Regions from separate parts of the Homo sapiens genome. Here region 1 is linked to region 2. A link is a loop called in an ENCODE intact Hi-C map of the cell type or tissue named here. Cell type or tissue: PC-3. All regions are shown on one strand.

Evidence for each region. A loop is a pair of places that touch in the nucleus more often than their neighbours do. Peaks named below come from ENCODE experiments on the same cell type or tissue, not always from the same donor. Only the 100,000 strongest peaks of a DNase experiment are listed, where the experiment ranks them.
Region 1: it touches region 2 in a loop (6-fold over the local background); 1 of 110 quality-filtered maps calls a loop at or near these places.

What each region holds. Positions count from the first base shown.
Region 1 is chr2:5,273,472-5,277,471 of GRCh38, forward strand. LOC105373398 (a long non-coding RNA gene) reads left to right here and starts at 267. Exons shown (of 3, transcript XR_001739179.1): 1 at 267-321; 2 at 420-541. In PC-3, no CTCF peak of the experiment used is centred here; no DNase peak of the experiment used is centred here.
Region 2 is chr2:5,188,266-5,192,265 of GRCh38, forward strand. No RefSeq gene overlaps it. Among named protein-coding and RNA genes, the nearest start is that of LINC01248, 500 kb to the right of the region's middle. In PC-3, no CTCF peak of the experiment used is centred here; DNase peaks (open chromatin) are centred at 566 and 1,986; H3K4me3 peaks cover 950 bases; H3K27ac peaks cover 2,581 bases.

The DNA of each region.
Region 1 (4,000 bases), 85 kb after region 2:
AATCTTTTCATCCCTCTTTAACAGCTTATCATACAATGCTTTTAATTATTCATACAACTTATTCAACAAGAAGTTACCAAGAACCAGTTCCACTATGGACCCTGTGACAGATGTTCAGGTACAAAGAAGAGTCAAGGCAGCCCTCGTCTCCCTCACAACACAGCTCAGGTAAGGGTAAGAATTGCTCACGTCACAATGCCATGTGATCAGCATGTGTTAAGAAAGTGCTGTGGGCAACTGAAAGACATGGGAAGAAGTGAAATTTCTAAGGGAGAGTGAGAAGAAAGCAAAAGATAGGACCCCAGGCATAGCAAATATGTTGTGAGTAATAACAAGATGGTTGATGTTGAAGACAACATCAGAATAATGGGAGTGGCACGTTTTCTTCACCATCCTTTTATCTCTTTATCTGCATGAAGCCTCTGGTATGAACAGCATGCCTGGAGAACACCTAGTTCCCCCTGCTTTCTTGGCCATTTTGTTACACATCTGGTTATATGAAAGATACCTGTTCGCATCTTCAGCCTACCAGTATCTCAGGGTAATATCTCTTCCCTGCAATGTCTTTATTCTTATTTGTCTGATACTTCCCCAGTCATAATGACATTCCTCTATTTCTTGCCAAAGCTCATTTATACATCATAAAGTTTACTAGGTAAATTAGTTATATAAAATACCAAATGAAATCATACTTATTATTACAAGTTATTGTACAATTTTACAATTTTATAGTAGAATTGTCTTTGTTCAGTAATCTGATTTCTTTTTTTCCATAAGTTATTGGGTACAGGTGGTGTTTGATTACATGAGTAGGCTCTTTAGTGGTGATTTGTGAGATTTTGGTGCACCCATCACCCGAGCAGTATACACTGCACCATATTTATAGGTTTTACCCCTTGCACCCCCTCAAGCTTTCCCCACAGTCCCCAAAGTCCATTGTATCATTCTTATGCCTTTGCATCCCCATAGCTTAGCTCCCACGTATCAGTGAGAACATACAGTGTTTGGGTTTCCATTCCTGAGTTACTTCACTTAGAATAATAGTCTCCAATCTCATCCAGGTCATGGCAAATGCCATTAATTCATCCCTTTTTATGGCTGAGTAGTATTCCAATGTGAGTGTATGTGTGTGTATGCATATATATATATGTGTATATATATGTGTATATATATGTGTATATATGTATATATATATGTGTGTGTGTATATATATGTATGTGTATATATATATATATTACAGTTTCTTTATCCACTCATTGATTGATGGGCATTTTGGTTGATTCCACTATTTTGCAACTGCGAATTGTGCTGCTGTAAACATGTATGTGCAAGTATCTAGTAGTTCTACTACTAAGTATATAGTAGTTATACTTTTAGTTCTTTAGGGAATCTCCACACTGTTTTTCATAGTGCTGTACTAGCTTACATTCCCACCAGCAGTGTAGAAGTGCTCCCTGATCACTGCATCCATGCCAACATCTACTGTTTTTTGATTTTTTGATTATGCCCGTTCTTGCAGGAGTAAGGTGGTATTTCACTGTGGTTTTGATTTGCACTTCCCTGATCATTAGTGATGTTGAGCATTTTTTCATGTGTCTGTTGGCCATGTGTATATCTTTTTTTGAGAATTGTCTATTCATGTATTTAGCCCAATTTTTGACACGATTGTTTGTTTTTTTTCTTACTGATTTGTTTGCGTTCGTTGTAGATTCTGGATATTAGTCCTTTGTTAGATATATAGACTGTGAAGATTTTCTCCCACTCTGTGGGTTGTCTGTTTACTCTGCTGACTGTTCCTTTTGCTGTGTAAAAGCTCTTTAGTTTAATTAGGCCCCAGCTATTTGTCTTTGTTTTTATTGCATTTGCTTTTGGGTTCTTGGTCATAAAAATCCTTGCCTAAGCCAATGTCTAGAAGGGTTTTTCCATTGTTATCTTCTAGAATTTGTATAGGTTCAGGTTTTAGGTTTAAGTCCTTAATCCAGCTTTGAGTTGACTTGAGCTGAGAGATGAGGATCCTGTTCCATTCTCCTTGTAATCTAATTTCACAAAAGAGGAGCTGAAGCCCTTATTGGTAGAACTGATGTTGCATTTCAAAGTCAGCCTGAGTAGCTATCTAAATATCTTTTGCCTACATATCCTGCAGGATCGTTAGAATGAAGATGTGTAAAATGGAAGCTTCCACTTACTTACTATTAACTTGCACCTTTTCTTATTTTCCTAGCTTACTGCACCACATCCCATTCACTCAATCTTCCAGTTCAGAAACCTATAGTTTTCTGTGCATCTATTTCCATCCGTGTCCATGGACAATCATGGTGATGAATTTGTTTCTTCAACATCTTTTCAATAGGACCTTACCTATCCATTCCCCACCATTAGTGACTGTATTGGTCAGAGCTCTCAAGAGAGATAGAACCAATGAAAGATATAGATAGATAGATAGATAGATAGATAGATAGATAGATAGATAGACAGACAGACAGATAAATACATACATACATACATAGATGATGGATGGATAGCTAGATGATAGATAGCTAACTAGATAGATAGATAGATAGATAGATAGATAGATAGATAGATAATAAAAATTTGGCTCACATGATTAGGAGGACTGACAAGTCCCAAGAGCTACAGGGTGATTCAGTGAGCCGGGAGAGCTAATGTTGTAAGCTCCATTCCAAAGGCCAGCAGGCTCCAGACCTGGAAAAGCTGACTTTTCAGTTGGAGTCTGAGGCAGGAGAAAGCTGATGTCCCAGTTCAAAGCAGGATAGGAGGACTTCTTTCTTACTTGGGGGAGGATTGGCATTTTTGTCTTATTCAGGTCTTCAAATGACTAGATGTTTTCCACCCACATTAGAGAGCCAATCCGTTTTACATAATCTATCAAGTCAAATATTCACCTCACTCAAAAAAACTCTCACAGAAACACCCAGAATAATGTTTGTTTAAATGTCTGGGAAACCCATGACCCAGTGGAGTTGACACATGAAATTAACCACCAAAGTGACTTATTTTAGCCTCATTGTTTCTCACCTTATTATTGCAGTCAAACCTTAATTGGCCTCTCTGACATGCCCTTTCTTCCATTCTATCTAGACATAACCTGAGTAATCTTCCTGCATCACAGATTTGATCATGCACCTGTCCTGCTTGGCATCATTCAGTGGCTTCCCATGGCATTCTGTACGCAATAATTAGGAACTTAGCATGACATAAAACATTTCATGACTTGATCCTTCACTTCTTCCCCAGCTTCTTTTTCCTCATATCCTGAAGCATGCTACATTGCAACAGGGCAATGGCACTCACTAACTCGTCCATTCATTCTCCCAATTGTACATTGATCACTGTCTTGCATCACATATGTTTAATTTCTTGGGGAAAAGAATTTCTGCCTTGTGGGGTTGTGGGCTAATAAGAAAGGCAGCTGAGGAAGTAGATACTTAGGACAGAAATAGGTTTCCATGACAGAGCTCAGGATTCAGTAAGGTGCCTTTACAGTCCACAGGCAGGGCACCTAACACCATCTGCGAATGCAGAGAGTCTCAGCAGAGATGCCGTCCAAGCCAAAATTCAAGGATGGGCTTGATTTATGTGGTCAGTAGGGGATAATTCTAACACACATAAGTTCTATGGCTTTGAATAATTACCTACTTGATACAGTTTGAAAGTTTGTCCCCTCCAAATCTCATGTGGATATGTAATCCCAGTGTTGGAGGTGGAGCCTGGTGAGGGGTATTTGGGTCATAGGGGCAAATTCTTCATGAAGGGTTTGTTGCCCTCCCTGTAGTAATGAGTTCACACTGCATCTGGTTATTTAAAAGAGTCTGTCACCTCTGCCTCTCTCTGTTGCTCCCTCTCTCACCCTGTGATGCACTGACTTCCCTTAGTCTACTGTCATGATTGGAAGCTCCCTGAGGTCTCACCAGACACAGATTCCAGCGCCACGCTTCTTGTACAATCTGCAGAACCACGAGCAAAACAAACAAACAAACAA
Region 2 (4,000 bases):
ACAACATAATTAACCTTCTTGGTATAATAAATATATACTACACATCTAATGGCTGGAAGATGCATGTTCTTCAGAAGCACACAAAGGACATTTATAAAAAGGGGCTACTTATCAAGATATAAAATGACTTTTTAAAGTCAATATTATTCAGTGTATACTCTCTGCTTTCAAGTATCTATTTTTAAAACAAATAATCTGATTCTTTACTGTATATCAAACTCCAATGAATGGCTTTTTGAAACACATTTTTTGGACCCAACCAAATTTCTGCCTTAGGAAGTGTAAGGTGAGACCCATATTTGCATTTCTAGCAAGTTCTCAGATGATGCTTATGTTGCTAATCAAGGGGGCACGTTTTAAGAACTATAGCTCTTAAATACGCACTCACAAATTTAAAAACATGCTTCCAAATATCATATATTATATGTAAAGCAATTGAAATAAAATATACTTTAAGGCACATAATAATATAAGTGCTACACACCAAAAAAGCGGGGATAAAACTAAAGAGTGCCTTAAGGGTATATTTAAAGCAAACATAGTTATATGGGTAAATAAGAATGACTAAAAATTAATGAGTCAGGCATCCGGTACAGGAAGTAAGCAAAATAGCCGCGGAATAAACTCAAAGATGCAGGAAAAAAGAAGTAATAAGTATGAAAGCAGAGATTCATAAAATAGAAAACAAAGATACAATTGAGATCATTCACAGTGCCAGATTCTTTGTTTTGAAAGTGTAATAAGATGGACAAACCTCTGGCAATGATGGTCAAAGTAAAAATAAAGAGAAAATGTGCAAATAACCAATACTAGAAATGAAAATGGGAATTATCACTGCATATAATAAAGACTAATATGATAACAGACTATTATGAAAAAATGTGCCAGCATTTTGAAACCTAGGAAACACAGAAAATTTTCTTGAAAAGTATGTATCTGTAAAACTGATTCAAGTATTAGAAGACAACCCATAATAAAAAACTTTCAGAAAACTACAAGAAGAGCACTTCAATAATCTGTAGAAGGAATTACCGGAAACATATGAAATAATAAAACAAAACAAAATTATTAATATAGTCAGAAACAATACCAGATTCCCAGTTTCACCACACCTGTTAAAAACATATATGGGTCTTCCAGTAAGGAAAGGAAAAAAAATACAAAATGTGTGAGAATCGAAAAGGGAAAATACACAATGGTCATTATTCACACATAATATGATTGTTTAGGTAGCAGTCCCAAAAACTTCTACAGACAAATCTCTAGAATATTGGAAATTATGCTAGGTTACACACTATAAGATTAATACTTAAAGTAATAGGATTTTTATACTGAAATAGCAAACATACCACAAGTTTGTCATTTATAATAGAAAAATGTATTTGTAACTAACAGTATATTTTTAAAATGCATGTGTAAATATACTACAGAGAAGAATGAAACTTTATATTGAACACGTTAAAGGAAGTCTATATAAATTAAAAGGTAAAACATGCTTATGCATAAAGAGACATAATATGAGAGAGATACCAGTTTTTCCCCAAGTTGCCCTGTGTATTCAACTGCATTCCACAAGTACTCGGATGTTTTTTGTGTGTTTTTCGAGGGGGTTTTGTTTGTTTTTTGATGGCATCAAGTAAGCTGATTCTAAAACAAAGCAACAATAGGCAAGATATTTCTCTGGATTTCAAACTCCTTATCCTGGAGTTCAGGAGTTCATGCCTTACAAACCCAAATTATCTTCTTCAGAGTTTTTGCTTGGGGGATGGTGGGTAGCTTTCTACTTTCTCTCTATTCTGTCTCAATGACTTCACAACATCCACTATGCAATCTCTGGTATAATGGCTGTTTTTGTATCTTTCTGTTTCTACTTGATTATAAATGCTTCATGAAAAAAGACCAAATGTAATTATCTCTGAATCTTTTATAGAAGACTCACACTCACTCACCCTCTGTTCCGGAAATGCCTCCTGCATGCTTGGCCTCTTTCTGAGTCCTAGGGACACAAAAGTCAACAAGACACGTAAAGCTGCTCTCCCGTGAACTTATATTCTAGAGGTGCTACTTATGTAAACATTTAATGAATGAAGGGATACGGATTCAAACGCCAAAGAGCAAAAATTATTTTGCTGTAGAAGATATCAGACAAGTAAATGTAATAAAACATACAAAAACTATGCTTCCTAACGCTATTAGCATTAAATATAATTAGAATAATAGAATGTTAAAGCTGGAAATTAGCTCAGATATTATCTAATCAGGTAACTTCCATTTTCAGATGAGGGGAAAAAGGGCTCAGAGAGCTCAAGAGGATTTGTTTTGTTTTAGGGCATTTGACTTTGGATATTTTTTCATTTGGACTAAAATTTATTTTTTGGAGGAATGAACTTAAATGAACCCATTTGACTCTGGGTATTTTTTCATTTGGACTAAAATGTATTTTTTGGAGGAAAGAACTTAGATGATGAATACAGTTAGATAATGAAATCTTGCTTGAAGGGGTGAATTTCATTATCGGTGTGCGTAGGATGGTTGATCTGATTCTTATGTGAGGCCGCAGTGCCTCTCGTGTGCCTGACTGAAAGAAGACCGTCAAAGGTGCCTATCAAGAGGTGCTAACAAAAGGCTCTTCCTTTATGTTGGAGCAGTTATATCAGAAAAACAAGAATGCTACAATCTTCTTGAAATAAGTCAAGAAACAGCAGAAGTGAGGTTTTTCGATAAGCTATAGCTAGCCAGGCATGGCGATGTGCACCTGTAGTCCCAGCTACTCAGGAGGCTGGGCAGGAAGATCAGCTGAGCACAGATATTTGAGGTTCTATGAACATGCCTGTGAACAGCCACTGCACTCCAGTCTGGACAGCATAGGGAGATCTGTCTCTTAAGAATAAATTTTTAAAAGGATATGTGTCTGAAGAGAGTGTGTGAGAACCAAGTTACATAAAAATAACCCAATTCGAATGCAATCTGCATGATCTTCTCAGGTCCCAGCAGGACGGGGATGGCCTTCATTGTGTTACTCACTAGAATAGAAACTGAGGCCTTCGTAGATGCATAGTTACCACTTAGTCACCACTTAGAGAACTGCAAAATTCACTAAGAGAGTGAAACCCATTCTCACTGGTTTATGAAATTTATCCTATATGCATTTATTTTCCTAAAAAATCCTGGAATATTTGCTCAGGTTCTTAAAGCAGATTTAAAAAACCAAGCCAAATCATTATTTGTGCAAAAAAAATCATATTTACTATTAAATTTTATGTATCATGGCAGGCACTTTTAAGTATAGATATAGTTTCTGAATTGTTGAAACGCATTACGGTATCCTACATATGAAGTTCTTTGCTTTGCAATATTATATGAGAACAGTTAAAAAGTTATTCAAGTGGTTTAGAAGTATGGAGATATAAAGAGAATTTCTCATCATTTCTAAAATCAGGTATAATAGTCCTTAGTCCTTATCTAAATTGTTACTACAATGCCTATTTAAAAGTTTTCATAATGAGCTCAATCCTTTTCAAGATTATAATTTATCTCTGAGCATCATATATTAAAACAAGATCCTCAGTACCAAATGTGACTAAGCTTAATTTTAAAATATCTCATTAATTTGCAGTAATGAGATGTAATGAATATTTATGGGAGGTTTTATCTGTACCTATTAATTTGCCATGATGTATCACTGATAAACTAGTCCTCTAAGCTGAAGCCAAGAGATGTCGAAGTGAAAAGCATATAAAATAATGTTCAATAACTACCACTTGAGATTCCGACATTTGGTGTAAAAGGTAATATGTTTTCTGCAAATGAAAGTTTACTATGTAATGTGCTGAATGCACCACAGGGAGCGAAGTCATTTTCTCTGCACACACAGTTTATTACTTTTAAATATCATTGCTCTCTTTCTCTCCTACGGCACCAACAAGGCAGAACAACAGTGTTTCTCCTTCAGCAGAAACCAATTGTCTTCACTTCTCGATCTGAGATCAAAGGTCATTTG